3 separate regions of the Homo sapiens genome follow, and regions 1 and 3 are each linked to region 2. Evidence: chromatin loops called from intact Hi-C (ENCODE). Cell type or tissue: mammary epithelial cell. All regions are shown on one strand. Each heading gives the region's core, and the rest is flanking DNA. Links, peaks and the distances in the headings are about the cores only. Region 1 has its middle 17 kb from the start of SP7. Region 2 holds the start of NPFF (neuropeptide FF-amide peptide precursor). Region 3 holds the start of AMHR2 (anti-Mullerian hormone receptor type 2).

Region 1 (8,298 bases), core at 2,365-4,864, 160 kb before region 2:
TGAATGGAATTAGTTAATAAAGAACACCTCGGCCGGGCACGGTGGCTGACGCCTGTAATCCCAGCACTTTGGGAGGCCGAGGCGGGCAGATGACCTGAGGTCAGGAGTTCGAGAACAGCCTCAACATGGAGAAACCCCGTCTCTACTAAAAATACAAAATTAGCCGGGCATGGTGGTGCATGCCTGTAATCCCAGCTACTCGGGAGGCTGAGGCAGGAGAATTGCTTGAACCTGGGAGGTGGAGGTTGTGGTGAGCCGAGATCCTGCCATTGCACTCCAGCCTGGGCAACAAGAGCGAAACTCCATCTCAAAAAAAAAAAAAAAAAAAAAAAAAAAAAAAAAAAGAACACATTAGGCCAGGTGTGGTGGCTCACGGCTGTAATCCCAGCACTTTAGGAGGCCGAGGTGGGTGGATCACCTGAGGTCAGAAGTTCGAGACCAGCCTGGCCAACATAGTGAAACCCTGTCTCTAATAAAAATACAAAAATTATTCAGGCATGTTAGCACACACCTGTAGTCCCAGCTACTCAAGAGGCTGAGGTAGGCCGGGTGCGGTGGCTCATGCCTTTAATCCCAGCGCTTTGGGAGGCCAAGACGGGCGGATCACGAGGTCAGGAGATCGAGACCATCCTGGCTAACATGGTGAAATACTGTCTCTACTAAAAAAAATAAAAAAAATTAGCCGGGCGTGGTGATGGGCACCTGTAGTCCCAGCTACTAGGGAGGCTGAGGCAGGAGAATGGCGTGAACCCAGGAGGCAGAGCTTGCAGTGAGCGGAGATGGCTCCACTGCACTCCAGCCTGGGAGACAGAGCAAGCCTCCGTCTCAAAAAAAAAAAGAGGCTGAGGCAGGAGAATCGCTCGAACCCAGGAGGCGAAGGGTGCAGTGAGCCAAGATTGCACCGCTGCACTCCAGCCTGGGTGACACAGTAAGACTCTGTCTTAAAAAATAAAAATAGGGCTGGGCGCGGTGGCTCATGCCTGTAATCCCAGCACTTTAGGAGGCCGAGACGGGCGGATCATGAGGTCAGGAGATCGAGACCATCCTGGCTAACACAGTGAAGCCCTGTCTGTACTAAAAATACAAAAAAATTAGCCAGGCATGGCAGTGGGCGCCTGTAGTCCCAGCTACTCGGGAGGCTGAGGCAGGAGAATGGCGTGAACCCGGGAGGCGGGGCTTGCAGTGAGCCGAGATTGCGCCACTGCACTCCCAGTCTGGGCAACAGAGCGAGACTCCGTTTCAAAATAAATAAATAAATAAAAATAAAAATAGGCCAGGCACGGTGGCTCAGGCCTATGATCCCAGCACTTTGGGAGGCCCAGGCGAGCGGATCACTTGAGGTCAGGAGTTCGAGACCAGCCTGGCCAACATGGTGAAACCCCATCTCTACCAAAAGTACAAAAATTAGCCAGGCTTGGTGGTGAGCACCTGTAATCCCAGCTACTCAGGAGGCTGAGGCAGGAGAATTGTTTGAACCCAGGAGGTGAAGATTGCAGTGAGCCCAGATCGCACCACTGCACTCCAGCCTGGGTGACAAGAGTGATACTCCATCTCAAAATAAATACATAAATAAATAAATTAAATAAAAAGAACACATTAATATGTTAAACAAGAAAAATCAATCAGGCGTGATGGCTCATGCCTGTAATCCCAGCACTTCAGGAGGCTGAGGCAGGTGGATCACCTGAGGTCAGGAGTTCGAGACCAGCCCGGCCAACATTGCAAAACCCCATCTCTACTAAAAACACAAAAATTAGCTGGGCATGGTGGCAGGCACCTGTAATCCCAGCTAATCTTCTCAAGGAGAATCGCTTGAACCTGGGAGGCAGAGGTTGCAGTGAGCTGAGATCACACCACTGCACTCCAGCCTGGGGGATAGAGCGAGACTCCATCTCCAAAAAAAATAAATAAATAAAAGAAAAGAAAAATCATATCATCAATTCAATGGATGCTAAGAAGACATTTGACAAAAGTCAAGATGGCTATTCTTAATGAAACTCATTTAAAAAAACAGTATTCAACAAATGAGAGAGATTACCATTTTAGGATCCTTCTTTGAAGGTGAAATATGTTTTATTTTATTTTCTTTTTTTTTTGAGACGGAGTTTCACTCTTTTTGCCCAGGCTGGAGTGCAATGGCGTGATCTCGGCTCACCACAACCTCCACCTCCTGGGTTCAAGCGATTCTTCTGCCTCAGCCTCCTGAGTAGCTGGGATTACAGGCATGTGCCACCACGCCTGGCTAATTTTGTATTTTTAGTAGAGATGGGGTTTCTCCATGTAGGTCAGGCTGGACTCAAACTCCCGACCTCAGGTGATTCACCCGCCTCGGCCTCCCAAAGCGTTGGGATTACAGGCGTGAGCCACGTCGCCCAGCCTGAAATGTGTTTTCTTAGAGTTGGTGGGAGCGAGGGATAAGAAGGTGGGCAGGGAGGCCGGGCGCGGTGGTTCACGCCTGTAATCCCAGCAGTTTGGGAGGCCGAGGCGGGCGGATCACGAGGTCAGGAGATCGAGACCATCCTGGCTAACACGGAGAAACCCCGTCTCTACTAAAAGTACAAAAAAATTAGCCGGGTGTGGTGGCGGGCGCCTGTAGTCCCAGCGACCCGGGAGGCTGAGGCAGGAGAATGGCGTGAACCCAGGAGGCGGAGCTTGCAGTGGGTGGGGGCCTGATTCTTTTTTTTTTTTTTTTTTTTTGAGACGGAGTCTCTCTCTGTCGCCCAGGCTGGAGTGCAGTGGCGGAATCTCTGCCAACTGCAAATTCCGCCTCCCGGGTTCAAGCAATTCTCCTGCCTCAGCCTCCCGAGTAGCTGGGACTACAGCGGTGCGCCACCACGCCCAGCTAATTTTTGTATTTTTTTTAGTAGAGATGAGGTTTCACCATGTTGGCCAGGATGGTCTCGATTTCTTGACCTCGTGATACGCCCGCCTCGGCCTCCCAAAATGCTGAGATTACAGGCATGAGCCATCGCGCCCGGCCCTTTTTTGTTTTGTTTTGTTTTTCTTTGAGAGGGAGTTTTGCTCTCGTTGCCCAGGCTGGAATGCAGTAGCACCATCTCAGCTCACTGCAACCTCCACCTCCCGGGTTCAAGCTATTCTCCTGCCTCAGCCTCCTGAATAGCTGAGATGACAGGCGCGCGCCACCATGCCCAGCTAATTTTTTTCCGTATTTTTAGTAGAGACGTGGGTTTCGCCATGTTGGTCTCGAACTCTTGGCCTCAGATGATCCGCCCGCCTCGGGCTCCCAAAGTGCTGGGATTACAATCGTGAGCCACCGCGCCGGGACAGCTTTTTGTATTGTTTCTGTCTTGAAGCCCTCATGGTAGAGGTGCGCACCACAATCTTTTCCGAGCTTAGGATCTTTAAGGGTCTTAACTCTATCCAATTCAGCATATTGGAAAACAGGAATGTCAAGGCGTGCTGCAAATGAGAAAGGATTCCACAAAAAGAAAACCCTCAGGGGAAAGGGCAGTGTGCAAAGAGCTTCTTCTACTCTTTTCTAGACAAGACCTTCCCTTGGGTCCACTGCCCTGGAGAATAAGAAAGGCTTGTTACTACCACCAGGTGGCAGAAGTGAGCCGCTCAACAACACCTATCACGGACTGCTTGGGGCTCATGGCTGGAGACAGAGTTTTGGTACCTTTTTTGCAGGGGACAGTGGCAGAGTTGTCAGCGCTTGAGGCAAGGGCTGAGGTGGGAAAAAGTCTCAGAGTTATGGTACTTATTCTATCGTTCCCTACAGTCTTGGTACAGAGAGGGCAAACACAAGGTATCCTGACTCCTAGTTAGAGTTCAGCAAGTGCTGGTCTATTTCTTGCCCCACTAGCCTACCTGATTGCTTTTCACAGACATTTCCTAAGCATTTACTGTGTGCCAGGTATGTGCTAGAAGTGTACAATATAACATTTAACAAGAAGTGTGCAACCTAGTGGAAGAGAGCTTGGTAAACACTACACTTGTATGATACTGAGAGGCAGTTTGAGTAGTGCTTAAGTACACTCCCTTGGAAGTCAGAGTAGGGTGTGAATTAAAGTGCCAACGCTTGCTAGTTGCGCTATCTATCTGAGCCTCAGTCTCCTTGTGTATAAAATGGGGGTAGAAGACCTTCATAGTAGACTAAGATGATATATAAAAATTCACTGCGTAAGGAGAAATACATAAAGGTCATTGCCTGCCACATGGCAGTTATTACAAAGGCCAATGCTGAGGTAGCAGTCCCCAGCTCAGTCTTGAGGAGACTTCCCAGAGAAGGGAACCACAGTGTAGAACTGTGAAGGATGAGTCCGGGCGTGGTGGCTCACACCTGTAATCCCAACACTTTTAGAGGCCAAGGTGGGCGGATTGTTTGAGGTCTGGAGTTTGAGACCAGCCTGATCAACATGGAGAAACCCCATCTCTGCTAAAACCACAAAATTAGGCTAGGCATGGTGGCTCATGCCTGTAATCCCAGCACGTTGGGAGGCTGAGGTGGGTGGATTGCCTGAGGTCAGGAGTTCGAGACCATCCTGGCTAACATGGTAAAACCCCGTCTCTACTAAAAATACAAAAATTGGCCGGATGTGGTGCCTCACGCCTGTAATCCCGGCACTTTGGGAGGCCGAGGCGGGGTGGATCACGAGGTCAAGAAATCGAGACCATCCTGGCCAACATGATAAAACCCCTTCTCTACTAAAAATACAAAAATTAGCTGGGTGTGGTGGCGCGCACCGGTAGTCCCAGCTACTCGGGAGGCTGAGGCAGGAGAATCTCTTGAACCAGGGAGGCAGAGGATGCAGTGAGCCGAGATCGCGCCACTGCACTCCAGCCTGGGCAACAGAGCAAGACTCTGTCTCCAAAAAAAAAATAAGAAGAAATACAAAATTAGCTGGGCGTGGTGGTGCATGCCTGTAATTGCACCTACTTGGGAGACTGAGGCAGGAGAATCTCTGGAACCAGGGAGGCGGAGGGTGCGGTGAGCTGCGATTGTGCCATTGCACTCCAGCCTGGGTAACAAGAGCGAAACTCCATCTCAAAAAAAAAGAACTGTGAAGGATGAATGGCAGATGCATACAGTACGGTGGGGAAAAGGTGGCAGTAGGGGAAAGTGGGCCAGGAGGAGTAAGACAGACAATCTCTGGAGAACATGAATGTACACGCCCTGCTTCACCAGCACAGGGACAGGACAGGCCCAGCTTCCCACAGTGGAGGCTAGCATGGTCTGGATTCTCTCCTCAAATCAACATGCATTTGGTGAATACCTGTCAGGAACTTCTTTCAAGAGTTATAAGAGTTGGCCGGGCACAATGGCTCATGCTTGTAATCCCAGCATTTTTGGGAGGCTGAGGGGGCAGATTACCTGAGGTCAGGAGTTCGAGACCAGCCTGACCAACATGGTAAAACCCCATCTCTACTAAAAATACAAAATTAGCTAGGTATGATGGCACACGACTGTAATCCCAGCTACTCGGGAGGCTGAGGCAGGAGGATCACTTGAACCCGGGGTGCAGAGGTTGCAGTGAGCCGAGATTGCACCATTGCTCTCCAGCCTGGGCAACAAGACCAAAACTCTGTCTCAGAAAAAAAAAAAAAAAAAAAAAAAGTTATAAGAGTTAATGAAGATAAGGCTGGGCGCAGTGGCTCATGCCTATAATGCCTCTGCTTTGGGAGGCCGAGGTAGGTGGATCACCTGAGGTCAGGAGTTTAAGACCAGCCTGGCCAACAAGATGAAACCCCCGTTTCTACTAAAAACATAGAAAAAATTAGCTGGGCATGGTGGCACGTGCCTGTAATCCCAGCTACTCGGGAGGCTGAGGCAGGAGAATCGCTTGAACCCAGGAGGCGGAGGTTGCAGTGAGCCGAGATCGCGGCACTGCACTCCAGCCTGGGCAACAAGAGCAAAAACTCCGTCTCAAAAAGAAAAAAAAAGAGTTAATGAAGATAAATAAAGAGCCGGGAGCTAAGCACAGTGGTGCACACCTATAGTCCCAGCTACTCTGGAGGCAGAGGCAGGGGGAGACCTTGGGCCCAGGAGTTCAAACATGCAGTGATCTATGATAATGTCATTGCACTCCAGCCTGGGTGACAGAGCAAGATGGATGGAAGGAAGCGAGGGAGGGAGGAAGGCAGGAAGGAAGGCAGTGGGGAGGGAGGGAGAAAGGAAGGAAAATAAAAGAAAAGAAAAAACAAAAGAAGAAACAAAAGAAAAGAAGGGCTGGATGTACTGGCACATGCCTATAGTCCCACAGGAGGGTCGCTGGAGTCCAGTTTGAGCCCAGTTCCAGATCAGCTACATGATGAGACCTTTTTTTTTTTTTTTTTTTTGAGATGGGGTCTCATTCTGTCACTGAGGGTGGAGTACAATGGCGTAATCTTGACTCACTGCAACCTCTGCCTCCCAGGCTCAAACAGTCCTCCTACCTCAGCCTCCTGAGTAGCTGAGATCACAGGCGAGCACCACAACACCCGGCTAATTTTTTTGTATTTTTGGTAGAGACTGGGTTTCGCCATGTTGCCCAGGCTAGTCTTAAACTCCTAAACCCAGGTGGTCCACCCACCTCAGCCGCCCAAAGTGCTGGGATTACAGGCGTGAATCACTGCGCCCAATGAGACCCTGTCTTAAGAAAAAAGAAAGAAGAAAAAAAGAGGCTGGGCACAGTGACTCATGCCTGTAATCCCAGCACTTTGGGAGGCTGAGGCGGGTGGATTGCTTGAGTCCAGGAGTTCCAGACCAGCCTTGGCCTCTGGAAGGCTTTGTGAAACCACACCTCAGGTAAAAATACACACAGACACACAAAATTAGCCAGGCGTGATGGCATCCACCTGTAGTCCCAGCTACTTGGGAAGCTTGAGGTGGGAGAGTCACCTGAGCTTGGGGAGACAGTTTGCAGTGAGCTGCCGTCCTACCACTGCACTCAAGGTCTAATCTTTGTTCTCAGAAAGCCCACAGAAACTTAAAAGAAGAAAAAGAAATGAAGAGTTATTGAAAGATGTGGAGTAAGGAGGTGAAATGACCAGGCTTTTATATTAGAATCTTCACCATGAGAAAGTATTACACAGAACTATAAGGTAACATGTTTGAGAATATTCATGACAGCTTTCTGGTTCAAGAAGCTAGTTCTTGGCCAGGCGTGGTGGCTTCACACCAGTAATCTCAGCACTTTCGGAGGCTGAGGTGGGTGGATCACCTGAGGACAGGAGTTTGAGACCAGCCTGGCCAACATGGTGAAACACCATCTCTACTAAAAATATAAAAACTAGCCGGGCTTGGTGGTGGGTGCCTGTAATCCCAGCTACTTGGGAAGCTGAGGCAGGAGAACTGCTTGAACCCAGGAGATGGAGGTTGCAGTGAGCCAACACGGTGCCACTGAACTCCAGCCTGGGCAACAGAGTAAGACTATGTCTCAAAAAGTAATAATAATAATAAAAAAGTTAAAAAGAAGCTAGTTCTCCATCTTGCAGGGAATACTATGCATAAGTTAGAAGTGATAAACTAGGCCATGTGCAGTGGCTCACACCTGCAATTCTAGCATTCCAGCACTTTGGGAGGCTGAGGCAGGAGGATTGCTTGAAGCCAGTAGTTAGAGACCAGCCTGCTCAACATAGCAGGACCCCATCTCTACGATAAAAAATAAAATAAATGGGCCGGGCGCAGTGGCTCATGACTGTAATCCCAGCACTTTGGGAGGCTGAGGGAGGCAGATCACCTGAGGTCAGGAGTTTGAGACCAGCCTGGCCAACATGGCGAAACCCCATCTCTACTAAAAATACAAAAATCAGCCGGGTGTGGTGATGGGTGCCTGTAATCCCAGCTACTTGGGAGGCTGAGACAGGAGAATCGCTTGAACCTGGGAGGTGGAGGTTGCAATGAGCCGAGATCGTGCCATTACACTCCAGCCTGGGCGAGAAGAGCAAGATGCCGTCTCAAAAAAACAAAAAACAAAAAACAAAAACAAAAACAAACAAACAAATAAAATAAATGAAGTGATAAACTAGATATACCTGTAGAAACATGTATAAATCTTTTTTTTGCTGGATGAAACTTTTTTTTTTGAGACGGAGTCAAGTCTTGCTCTGTCACAAGGCTGGAGTGCAGTGGCGCGATCTCAGCTCACTGCAACCTCCACCTCCCGGGTTCAAGTTATTCTCCTACCTCAGCCTCTCGAGTAGCTGGGACTATAGGCAGCATGTGCCACCACGCCCAGCTGATTTTTGTATTTTTAGTAGAGACAAGGTTTCACCATGTTAGCCAGGATGGTCTCAATCTCTTGACCTCATGATCGGCCCCCCTCAGCCTCCCAAAGTGCTGGGATTACAGGCATG
Region 2 (5,222 bases), core at 2,537-5,036:
CCCTGCTCTCTTAGCTTCACAGTCCCTAGCTCAGCCCCTTCCTTTTAGCTTCTTGGCACCCTATTTGTCCCCTTCTCTCTGGCTGACCAGGTTCTCACGTGCATGGGCAGGTCTTGAGTTCCCCTTTCCAGTTGACATTCTGGGGGGACCCTCAATCCAAGTATGACCTGGGTGGAAGCACTGGGTCTGTGGGGAATCATAACCCAGCAGCCCTCTCTCCACATGCAGGGAGTGGCACTTCCAAAAAATTGGCAAAGCGGAATGCGGCGGCCAAAATGCTGCTTCGAGTGCACACGGTGCCTCTGGATGCCCGGGATGGCAATGAGGTGGAGCCTGATGATGACCACTTCTCCATTGTGAGTGGCTCATGTGGGCCGGGCACCGTGGCCCATCCTCCATGCCAGGGCAGGGCTCCAGGGACTTGGGTCTGTGACTCAGCAGTGAGCCTCTCTGGGCCCTAGGTCTGCTTCTGCCACAGTTTTCCTACCAGACCCAGGGTTCCTGGGGCCGACTCAGCCTTGACTGTAGGCCCGCTCTGTAGCTCTGTTACTGGGGTGAGGAGGGATCCCTGGCCATCTGGCCCAGGGCCTGGTAGTTAGAAGGGGCCACCCAGGGATTGACTGGGGGGAGGCAAGCTGGAGGAAGCATTCTTTGTGCTTTGTTCTCCTTTGACGTTGAATGTCTCAATGCCTGGGTCCCACAGTCTCTCGCTTCATCTTTCTCACTGTTCCCATCTTGACAGGGTGTGGGCTCCCGCCTGGATGGTCTTCGAAACCGGGGCCCAGGTTGCACCTGGGATTCTCTACGAAATTCAGTAGGAGAGAAGATCCTGTCCCTCCGCAGTTGCTCCCTGGGCTCCCTGGGTGCCCTGGGCCCTGCCTGCTGCCGTGTCCTCAGTGAGCTCTCTGAGGAGCAGGCCTTTCACGTCAGCTACCTGGATATTGGTATGGCTAGCTGGGGAGCGAGCCAGGGGATGGTGGGGGCTGGACCGGAGCAAGTAGAAGGGGGTGATGATAACGTGAACGCACCCCTCCCCAGGGCTACCTCCCCCAACATTGCCTCCCTCCTCTCTCTTGCTCTCCAGAGGAGCTGAGCCTGAGTGGACTCTGCCAGTGCCTGGTGGAACTGTCCACCCAGCCGGCCACTGTGTGTCATGGCTCTGCAACCACCAGGGAGGCAGCCCGTGGTGAGGCTGCCCGCCGTGCCCTGCAGTACCTCAAGATCATGGCAGGCAGCAAGTGAAGCCCCAGCTGGACTCATGGATGTGCACCCTTTGCTCCCTGCTCTTTCTGCCTCTGGGCTCATGTATCTGCGCAGCTCTGGTACCCTCTGTGGGTGCCATCTCTACCTCTGACACAGACTGCCTGCCTTGAAGCTGAGAAGGCACAGGGCAAGGAGCCAAGGACCACAGAGCCTCAGCCAGCCCAGGATCCGTCCTCATTTTATTGGTGATGATGAATGGGAATGAAATCAGGGGGCTGTCTACTAGAGCCTGGAATAAATATGCTGCTTTGTGGATTTTTAAGCCCTTCTCTTCTGTTTCCTTGAGCAGTGTGGATAGCAGAGGAGGTCACCACATTACTTTTGTGTGCCTTCCCTGAGCTCCTGTTCCAGCCATTCTCCTGTTTTCCTTTCTGGTGGGAGGAGGCTGGGCACAGTGGCCTCGTGGAATGTTGTCGGCTGCCTTGCTGGAGGGCTGGGTTTGGTGGAGGGGAAGGGCAGTGGTTCTTGCCCTTGGGCTTCCACCCAGCCCTGTAAAGTCTCACACAGACACACATGGATTCAGAAGCCAGACAATTTTATTTGGGGGGCAAACATTGACACTTTTGGGTGTGGACCTTGCATGCAGACATATCAAGGGATGACATGTCACTTCTTCCCAAAGCGTTGAGGGGCAGCCAGGCTCCAGAACTGGGAATTCAGCCCCTCTCCAGCCCGGGGACTCAGCCATTCATTCCTCCAGGATCCCTGGGTATTTCTGCCAAACCTTAGGAAAGATTTGTCCTCAGGTCCCCGCAGTCTCCCTTCTCTAGCCCCCTTCCTTCTCCTCTTCCTCTGCCTCCTGCCCTTTCCACCCCCAGCCCCTGCCATGCTTGTGTCCCTTTCAGACTCACCTCTGGGGCTGAAACAGGAAGGCTTGGCTCCGGCCAGGTCTCTCCATTGCCTGGAGCAGGTAGTGCAACAGTGACCCAGAGGTCTGGGCATCCTGTGGTGGGAGGGGTTCGCTGTCTTCCTCCTGTGCCAAGGGGGTATCAGGGAAGGAAGATGGGCAAATACCCTGGACACGTAAGTCACAAGGGGAAGGGACTGGCTTCCAGGGGCAAGTGGTAGGAGGCTGCGGAACCATTTCCTCAGATGTGAGGACCTAATGACAACCTTGGCAGCCAGAGAAAGTATCAGAACCTAGAGCACAAGTCTCAACCGAAGTAGAGGCAATGGTGATATGGGGATGGGACACACACTCACCGCGGAGAGCTGGTCTTCCTGCTGGCCTCCTGGCCCTTCAGCACAGCCCCCGTCTATTAACAGCAGCAGCACCAGCAGTGCAGCAGCCTGCCTAGAATCCATGCTGCCACCTACCCTCCTACAGCCACCCCAACCTCTTATACCTGCTGTTCCCCCACCCCCAGCCTCACAGTAGCCTTAGGGGAATCTAGAGCAGGCAAATGGAAATGCAGGGCTCATTAGGAGCCACCTGGGATCTCCTCCCATGGCGCCCCCAGGACTTCATGCTCTCAGCCTCCTGCCCCCGGCCCCTAAGCCTGGAGTTACAGACTTTATTAGATGCATAAATCCTGTCTCCAGAGCTCAAGAAGCATCATTAGTTGCAGACGCTTTGTCAGAGCCAGGCCCTGGGGAGCCTTAGACGAACCCCTAATCCCTCAACAGGTTGGAGAGCTTGTTTATCACTTCCCCTCTTTCCTAACCTGTAGACTAAAGCACAAGAAACTCATGTCAGGAGGGGTTAAGTAGGATGTCCTGGAGTGGAAGAGGAGTGGGAAGAGCCAGGGTCAGAGTCTGTGAGGATGACCAGGCCTGGTCCTCTGTGCCTGGGGCTGGCAGTCAGGGCAACACAGCCCATCCTCTGCTTGTGTGCCTCTTGGAGGCTACTCAGATTTGCCTGTGGATAGAAAAAATATATTCAACTTCATGATGATGGAGAGAATTTAACTTTTTTTCTTTTTGAGATGGAGTTTCGCTCTTTTTGCCCAGGCTGGAGTGCAGTGGCGCGATCTCGGCTCACTGCAACCTCTGGCTCCTGGGTTCAAGTGATTCTCCTGCCTCAGCCTCCCAAGTAGCTGGGACTACAGGCGTCAACCACCATGCCCAGCCTGTATCTTTTTTTTTTTTAATTAAAAACCATTTTTTTTTTGGCCGGGTGCAGTGCCTCACACCTGTAACCCCAGCACTTTGGGAGACCAAGGCGGGTGGATCACCTGAGGGCAGGAGTTCGAGACCAGCCTGGCCAACATGGTGAAACCCTGTCTACTAAAAATACGAAAATTAGCTGGGCGTGGTGGTAGGCACCTGTAATCCCAGCTACTCAGGAGGCTGAGGCAGGAGAATCGCTTGAATCGGGGAGGCAGAGGTTGCAGTGAGCTGAGATGGCACCACTACACTCCAGCCTTGGCAAAAAGAGAAACTCTGTCTCAAAAAAAAAAAATTATTAAGATATAGAGGGAGGCTACAGGATTTTGGAGCCCACTGAATGAGTGTGGCTTCCAATCTTTGCAGACAGACCCCCATCCTCACTAGAGAGCACTGCTTCCGACCTGCCTCATCGCCCTTCCTATAGTCACTCTCCACAGCTGAAGCACTGCTGCCACCCTGTGGTCACAGCTCCTCATTGCCAGCTCCGGCCATTTCCTTTTCCTAGAATAGACCTCTGCAGAGGAAGTGAGGAGGGTGAGGCTGAGTGGAGGTGCTAGGGTCCAGTCTCCAGGGAGTCCCAGAAGGACAGGAGCAGGCTACTGTGGGGCTGGACTATCATTCTGACCCCGACTCTGGTCTCCACAGCCTCTGCCTGGCCCTGGCTCTCATATAGAGTAGCCTAGAATCCTGTCTTAAGAAAAATCAGAATCACTAATCCTCAGGGAGAGGCCTTCAAAGCCATATGGTGCAGGTTCCTTCTAATCCTCGAGTCCCTTTTGGAGCATCCCCACCAGTGTGGGTCTCTAGCTTGTGCTGAGGAAGAGCCATGACGTAAAGGCCTTGGCCTCTGCTTGAGCAAGCTGTCTCCCGCTCTGAGCTTCAGTTTCCTCACCTGAAACATGGGCCCATTTTACAAGGAACGCCTTCCTAGGGTGTGCATTACTTAACATACTTTTTGTAATCCATTCAATAAAACAGCTTGCATAGAACAGGTATCCTCAAAACGTTAGCTGTGATTGCCTCATGTGCCCCAGTCGGGGAACTTACCATCTCCTCAGACAGTCTTCGGACATATTTATCCTTGTGCCGAGGGGGCTTTGGGCTTCCTGTGACTTCTACTCGGGGTCTTAGTTTGCTCCATTAAGTCTCAACAGAACATCTCATCTCTTTCATGTGTAAAAGCTCTTCATATTTTTGAAGAGAGAGTTCATTCTTACACTCCAGCTTTTTTTTTTTTTTTTTTACGATGGAGTCTGGCTCTGTCACCCAGGCTGGAGTGCAGTGGTGCGATCTCGGCTCACCGCAACCCCTCTGCCTCCCGGGTTCAGGCGATTCTCCTGCCTCAGCCTCCCAAGTAGCTGGGATTACAGGCACACACCACTATGCCCGGCTAATTTTTGTATTTTTAGTAGAGATGGGGTTTCACCATGTTGGCCAGGCTGGTCTTGAACTCCTGACCTCAAGCAATCCACCCACCTTGGCATCCCAAAGTGTTGGGATTACAGGCGTGAGCCACCGCACCTGGCCCACTCCATAGTCTTTTTTGCTCAAGGGGAAGCACCCCACTCTTTAAGGCAAGGCATCTAGGAACCAACTTATCCTTTAGACACGTAGATTAGAGCAGGTTTGGATCTGGATGCTCCAGATACCATATTTCTGTTAATGCGGACTAAGCCAGGGTAAACCTTTTCGTAAGCTTTGTCTCATGGTTGGTCCCAACCACAAAACCTGACATTCATCATCATGGTATCTTGTAGTTTTATCTTTTTTTTTTTTTTGAGACGGAGTTTTGCTCTTGTTGCCCAGGCTGGAGTGCAATGGCTTGATCTCGGCTCACCACAACATCTGCC
Region 3 (7,063 bases), core at 2,924-5,423, 87 kb before region 2:
TGTAATCCCAGCACTTTGGGAGGCTTAGCTGGGTGGATCACTTGAGGTCAGGAGTTTGAGACCAGGCTGGCCAACATGGTGAAACACTGTCTCTACTAAAAATACAAAAACGTAGCCGGGCGTGGGGGCAGGTACCTGTAATCCCAGCTACTTGGGAGGCTGAGGGAAGAGAACTGCTTGAACCGGGAGGCGGAGGTTGCAGTGAGCCAAGATCACGCCATTACACATTGCCTGGGCAACGAAGCGAGACTCTCAAAAAAAAAAAAAACATGTTCAAGTATTCCCCCTTCCCCCATTTTAAAAAACCTCAGCTTCCTCTTCAAGCTACTGATTAGTTTTTTCCATTTCCAAAGTTAGTGAAAGTAGTTTACACTCATTTTTCTCTTCCTTTATTGAATCCTCAGGCTACTTTGTGGGTTTGCTTTTGTTTGTTTTTTTTGTTTTTGTTTTTTGGGATGGAGTCTTGCTCTGTCACTCAGGCTGGAGTGCAGTGGCACGATCTCAGCTCACTGCAACCTCCACCTCCTGGGTTCAAGCAATTCTCTTGTTTCCGCCTCCCAAGTAGCTGGAATTACAGGCACGCGCCACCATGCCCGGCTAATTTTTGTATTTTTAATAGAGACGGGGTTTCACGATGTTGGCCAGGCTGATCTTGAACTGACCTCAGCTGATCCACCCGCCTCGGCCTCCCAAAGTGCAGGGATTACAGGCGTTAGCCACCGTGCCAGGACTGGTTTTTTTTGTTTGTTTGTTTGTTTGTTTTGAGACAAGGTCTGGCTCTATCACTCAAGCTGGAGTGCAGTGGCATCACTCTCATCTTGCCGCACTGCAACCTCCATCCCCTAAGCTCAAGCTGTCCTCCCACCTCAGCCTCCCAAGTAGTTGGGACTACAGGCACGCGCCATCACACCCGGCTAATTTCTGTATTTTTTGTAGAGACAGGGTTTCGCCATGTTGCCCAGGCTGGTCTGGAACTTGTGAGCTCAAACAATTCACCTGCCTCAGCCTCCCAAAGCGCTAGGATTAAAGGCATGAGCCACTGCGCCTAGCCCAGGCTACTTTGTTCAGCATCCATCATTTACCAGAAATTTTCCTGTTAGCATCAGCCATCTGGTTGCCAGCTCTGGTGATCTTTCAATTATTAACCTCTTAGACCTCACTGCTTCAATGTGCTGCTTTTGACTACTGTATCTTAGAGCTTTCTTCCCATAGAATGTGACACTGATACACTCTTGGTTCTCCTTCAAATTTCTTTTCTTTTTTTTTTTTTTTTTTTTTGAGCTGGAGTCTTGTTCTGTCACCCAGGCTGGAGTGCAGTGGTGTGATCTCGGCTCACTGCAACCTCTGTCTGCCGGGTTCAAGCAATTTTCCTGCCTCAGCCTCCTAAGTAGCTGGAATTACAGGCACCGGCTGCCACGCCCAGCTAATTTTTGTATTTTTAGTAGAGACAGGGTTTCACCATGTTGGCCAGGCTGGTCTTCAACTCCTGACCTCAGGTGATCTGCCTGCCTCGGCCTCTCTCAAAGTGCTGGGATCACAGGCGTGAGCCACCGTGTGTGGCACATTTCTATATTTTTTAGTCTCCTTCATAGCCACTTCTTCCTGTGTCCCTTTAGTATTTGTGTTCCTGTCTCGTGTCCTTTCCTTTCCCTACCCTTTTCCCTCTTAAACTCTAACATAAGACTCTAACATAAGACTGTGTCCATGTTGATGACTCCCAAATCTTGAGCCCTAACTTGTCTCTTGACCTGGAAGTCTGCTTGCTAGACATTTTCATCTGGATGTCCTCCAGATAAATTCAACACAGTAGAAGGAGAAATAATTCTTTGTGTTTCACATCTCCCTTAATAATATCACCCACTGCTCCTTGATCACTCATACTTGAAACCTCAGAATCATCTTTTAGTTCTCCCTTTCACCTACTAACACTAATTTGATTGCCAATCCTGTCAACATTACCTATACAATATATATCAAATTTTTCCTCTTTTTTTTTTTTGAGATGGAGTCTCGCTCTGTCGCCAGGCTGGAGTGCAGTGGCGTGATCTCGGCTCACTGCAACCTCCGCCTCCCAGGTTCAAGCAATTCTCCTGCGTCAGCCTCCTGAGTGGCTGGGATTACAGGCGCGCGCCACCACGCCCAGTTAATTTTTGTATTTTTAGTAGAGACGGGTTTTCACCATGTTGGCCAGGGTGGTCTCCATCTCTTGACCTCGTGATCTGCCCGCCTCGGCCTCCCAAAGTGCTGGGATTACAGGCGTGAGCCACCACGCCCGGCCTCCTCTTTTATTTTCATTTCCACTGTCTCAGTACTCACTTTGTTTACTGCTTAGGTCTTGCAACTGATCTCTCCAAACCCCAGTAGTCATCCATCTTCCAATTGCCACCAGGCCCCTGCCTAAAATTCTTTGCTTTTAGGGAAAGCCTAAGCTCCTTGATACAGAATTGAAAACCTGTCCAATCTGGTCCGTCTCTCTCTAAGGTGATTTTCTGTCTCATATCTCATACTGCTTCCTCCTCACTCCTTCCACCTTTAACACACAAGCCTTTGTGTTTATATCTCCATGCCTTTACTCTTGCCATTCCCTTTGCTTAGAAGGACTGTTCTCCTCTTACCATTGTGTTTACCTTTGGGACTATTTAAATATCCCCTTCTCTGTGAAACTCTCTGGGCACCTTTCTTCTATGCCCTAGGCAGAATTAGCTTACTTGATCTATTTGTATAGCTCCTTCCTCATGCCCCTAGTAGGAAACACAGTTTTCCGGTTGCTTGTCAATATCCACCTGCATTTCTACACTATGAGTTCCCAGAGGGCAGTAATCACACCTCTATCTTTGTAGGCCCAGCACCTAATGAAATACATTTTTTTTGGCCCCGCGCAGTGGCTCACGCCTGTAATCCCAGCACTTTGGAAGGCCTAGGCGGTGGATCACCTGAGATCAGGAGTTTGAAACCAGCCTGGCCAACATAGTGAAACCCCATCTCTACTAAAAATACAAAAAATTAGCCAGGCATGGTGACAGGCATCTGTAATCCTAGCTACTTGGGAGGCCGAGGCAGGAGAATTGCTTGAACCCAGGAGGCGGAGGTTGCAGTGAGCGGAGATTGCACCACTTTACTCCAGCCTGAATGACAGAGTGAGACTCCGTCTCAAAAAAAAAGGAAATTTTTTTTTAAAAATAATATAGGTGGGGGTCTCGCTATGTTACCCAGGGGGACTCCTGGCCTCCCAAAGTACTGGGATTACAGACATGAACCACAGCGCCCAGCCTCTATCACCATCTTAACTCTAAAACCTAACAGCCCAGAGCAGGTATAGTTCCCATAAACCTGACTGGAATGTTTCTATCTTGGAAAGAATTAGTTATCCGAAGCTTTGGGTGAGGAGACTGCCTTTCTGCCTGATCCTTACGCTGCTCCCACTCTGGAGGAGATAGTCTCCTGAGACATTCCAGACAAAAGAAGCTATTTCACCTTCAAATCTCCCCTCACACCCCACCACACACACCACCCCAGACTTATCTGATCTGGGGCTAGTGAAGGAAAGTAGCTGGAAGCACAACATTCCATCTCACTGGCAAGGCCCTGCAGACTCCTGGAAGGGTCCAAAGAAGGATGGGCGGCTATCTCGAGCCCTGGTCATTCCTCCCGCTGCTGTTTCACAACTACTGGAACTTTTACTATCTCTTCCTTTCATGCAGGTTTCCCAGAAGAAAGACCCCAGAATCAAAAAGTCAGTACTCAAGCTGGGCGCAGTGGCTCCCGTCTGCAATCCCGGCACTTTGGGAGGCCGAGGGGGGCGGATTACCTGAGGTCAGGAGTTTGAGACCAGCCTGGCCAACATGGCGAAACCCCGTCTCTACTAAAAATACAAAAATTAGCCGGGCGTGGTGGTATGCGCCTGTAGTCCCAGCTACTCAGGAAGCTGAGGCCGGAGAATCGCTTGAACCCGGTAGGCAGAGGTTGCAGTGAGCCGAGATCGCACCACTGCACTCCAGCCTGGGTGACAGAGCGAGACTCCGTCTCAAAAAAAAAAAAAAAAAAAAATGTCGGTACTCAGACTGTCCTCCCTGGTCTAAGCCAGATCATTCCAAGAAAGGGTTTCCAGGAAGCCACTAGGGGGACAGAAAGCTAGGGAAACAGAGAACAAGTCCCCTCTGACTCTTAATTCTCAAGGAGCCAGTGGCTCACAGGTGTGGAAGTGATTACCTATTTCTGTTGTTTCTTACTCTGGGAAAGAGTCTGGTGGAGTTGGACTCCTCTGTCTCTACTGCAGAACAAGCCATAGCCCTCTCCTCCCAACTCCATGCTGAAACTCTCCACATCCTGTGCCCGCCCTTCACATTTTATAGTCCCTGAAGCTTAGTAAATGTAGGAGGTATACTATATGTATTAGTCATCAGAGGAGGTACTTTCTGCCCTCTCACCGCAGCAGGGAATTTCTCCTCTGCTGACCTCTGGTGGTGATAGTTTGAACTGTACCCTCCCTTTTTAGTTAGTGGCCTGTTGGCAGGTAATGATGCATATTTTCTCAACAATTTAAATTCAAATGTCCAAGTATAGTATTAAGTGGTAATTTTTTTTCATTGTTGAATTTTGTACGTCTTTCAGGCAGTATAGTGTAATACAAAGAATAGAGCCGGCCGGGTGCGGTGGCTCACGCCTGCAATCCCAGCACTTTGGGCGGCCGAGGCGGAGGGATCACGAGGTTAAGAGATCGACCCCTTCGGCCGGGCGCAGTGGCTCACGCCTGTAATCTCAGCACTTTGAGAGGCCGAGGCGGGCGGATCACGAGGTCAGGAGATCAAGACCATCCTGGCTAACACGGTGAAAACCCGTCTCTACTAAAAATACAAAAAATTAGCCGGGCGTGGTGGCGGCCGCCTGTAGTCCCAGCTGCTCGGGAGGCTGAGGCAGGAGAATGGCGTTAACCCGGGAGGCAGAGCTTGCAGTGAGCCGAGATCGCGCTACTGCACTCCAGCCTGGGCGACAGAGCAAGACTCCATCTCAAAAAAAAAAAAAAAAAAAAAAAGATCGACCCCATCCTGGCCAACATGGTGAAACTCCGTCTCTACTAAAAGTACAAAAATAATAATAAAAATAAGACTAGAACCTGGACTTTGGAGTCAGACCTGCCTAAGTTCAAATTCCAGCTCTGCTATTTCCTAGCTGAATGACTTTGGGCGACTTACGTAAGTTCAGTTTTCTTACCTATAAAATGGAAATAATAAAAATAATAGGCCAGGCACAGTGGCTCACACTTGTAATCCCAGCACTTTGGGAGGCCAAGGCGGGCAGATCACGAGGTCACGAGATCGAGACTATCCTGGCCAACATGGTGAAACCCTGTCTCTACTAAAAATACAAAAATTAGCTGGACATGGTGGTGCGTGCCTGTAATCCCAGCTACTCGGGAGGCTGAGGCAGGAGAATCGCTTGAACCAGGGAGTCAGAGGTTGCAGTGAGCCAAGATGGCACCACTGCACTCTAGCCTGGTGACAGAGCGACACTCGGTCTCAAAAAATAAATAAATAAAATAATAATAATAAATATTTCAGGGGAGAATTAGATGAGATGATTGTAAAATGCATAGCCCTAGCTGTGCCCCAGCACATAGTAGGTGCTTGATAAGAAATTTGTTACCTCCTTAATAATGGGTATTTGTTCAGCCTGTGAACCAATGTGTTTTTTTTTTTTAAGTAAAATCCACGGCTAGGCATGGTGGCTCACGCCTATAATCCCAGCACTTTGGGAGGCCGAGGCGGGCAAATCACCTGAGGTAAGGAGTTCGAGACTAGCCTGGCTGACATGGTGAAACCCCGTCTCTACTAAAAATACAAAAATTAGCCAGGTGTGGTGGCAGGCGCCTGTAATCCCAGCTACTCAGGAGGCTGAGGCAGGAGAATAGCTTGAACCCAGGAGGCGGAGGTTGCAGTGAGCTGCGATCGTGCCACTGCACTCCAGCCTGGGGGAGAAGAGCGAGACTCCGTCTCAAAAAAAAAAAAAAAAAAATCCACATAGCAAAATTTACCATTGTTACTGTTTTCAATGTGTTTTTTAAAAATTCAGGTAAGTTTTGTATACTTTCTGATTCTTAAGTTGGAAAACAAGGTAACCTCTAATATGGGCTGTGAGGCCTTCCTCTGCCCAAGCAGTTGCAGATATGAACCCTGAATATAAAGAGATCTTAGGCTAGAAAGGATCTTGGGCAGAGCTGAATGGCTCTAAGCATTTGACCTCACATTGGTTTCCTCCTGAGAAGAGTCAACAGAGTCCAGCATCTTCTTCCAAGGTCAGGGAAGGGCAAAGATTTGAAATTAGGCATCACTGGGTTCTCAGCTGGGCCTCCAAGTTCCCCTCCTCTCACTATGCAGAGCAAAGAGGAGGTTGCAGAAGAGAAGAGGATATGAGATTGGTTCTCTGCTCCTCCCTTTCTTTCCCTGCTTTCCCCACACCCACCCTCTCCCCCACAGCAGCCTTCTCCCCCACAGAGGCTGGGATAGGATGAGGGGGGCGGAGTTGGGGACTGAGGGATCAGAAGCCCCAGGATGCCCTGTATCTGAAGAAAGATTTGGCCAGGGGCAGCTGTGCTGGCTTATGCTCTTCTCCTTCTGCTGCTGCCATCCTCCAGCAAGATGCTAGGGTCTTTGGGGCTTTGGGCATTACTTCCCACAGCTGTGGAAGGTAAGTGTCTACAGGGAGGGGAAGGGTCTCTCCATCCATCCAGCAAGGGAAAGGGGCGCTTGAAGCAAGAGCCACCCCTTTGGAAGAGTGGTGAGTGGGCTGGGTGAGTAAGGGTGAAGGATAGAGCCATGTGTCCCCATGGCAGGGCTCAGGTTCCAGGCCTCTGCTGACCCTGCTTCCTCCTGTGGCTTTACCATACTGACGCTGGGATGTGGAACATGTTTTGTCTATTCTTTTGGCCAGTTTTTTGCCTCTGCATTCACTCCCACCTTGAATCTTTTCCTTTCCCCACCCTGGGCCTCAGCACCCCCAAACAGGCGAACCTGTGTGTTCTTTGAGGCCCCTGGAGTGCGGGGAAGCACAAAGACACTGGGAGAGC

The links. Peaks named below come from ENCODE experiments on the same cell type or tissue, not always from the same donor. Only the 100,000 strongest peaks of a DNase experiment are listed, where the experiment ranks them.
Region 1: it touches region 2 in a loop (8-fold over the local background); 82 of 110 quality-filtered maps call a loop at or near these places.
Region 3: it touches region 2 in a loop (16-fold over the local background); 23 of 110 quality-filtered maps call a loop at or near these places.

The regions. Positions count from the first base shown.
Region 1 is chr12:53,349,217-53,357,514 of GRCh38, forward strand. No RefSeq gene overlaps it. Among named protein-coding and RNA genes, the nearest start is that of SP7, 17 kb to the left of the region's middle. RefSeq lists a silencer at 3,541-3,600. In mammary epithelial cell, for the core only: a CTCF peak has its summit at 3,563 (motif pointing right); a DNase peak (open chromatin) is centred at 3,555.
Region 2 is chr12:53,504,907-53,510,128 of GRCh38, forward strand. It overlaps ATF7-NPFF (ATF7-NPFF readthrough), which reads right to left. Exons shown (of 15, transcript NR_159377.1): 13 at 2,928-3,121; 14 at 2,115-2,236; 15 at 1,782-1,987. NPFF (neuropeptide FF-amide peptide precursor) reads right to left here and starts at 2,578. Exons shown (of 3, transcript NM_003717.4): 1 at 2,467-2,578; 2 at 2,115-2,236; 3 at 1,782-1,987. The coding sequence starts at 2,568. The coding sequence ends at 1,870. It overlaps TARBP2 (TARBP2 subunit of RISC loading complex), which reads left to right. Exons shown (of 9, transcript NM_134323.2): 7 at 229-356; 8 at 743-944; 9 at 1,085-1,525. The coding sequence ends at 1,242. It also overlaps a transcript of ATF7 not described here. RefSeq lists an enhancer at 3,699-3,993 and a silencer at 4,131-4,363. In mammary epithelial cell, for the core only: a CTCF peak has its summit at 3,833 (motif pointing left); a DNase peak (open chromatin) is centred at 3,845.
Region 3 is chr12:53,417,300-53,424,362 of GRCh38, forward strand. It overlaps AMHR2 (anti-Mullerian hormone receptor type 2), which reads left to right and starts at 6,556. Exons shown (of 11, transcript NM_020547.3): 1 at 6,556-6,684; 2 at 6,989-7,063. The coding sequence starts at 6,636. RefSeq lists an enhancer at 3,874-4,440 and a cis regulatory region at 4,125-4,643. In mammary epithelial cell, for the core only: a CTCF peak has its summit at 4,458 (motif pointing left); a DNase peak (open chromatin) is centred at 4,392; H3K27ac peaks cover 516 bases.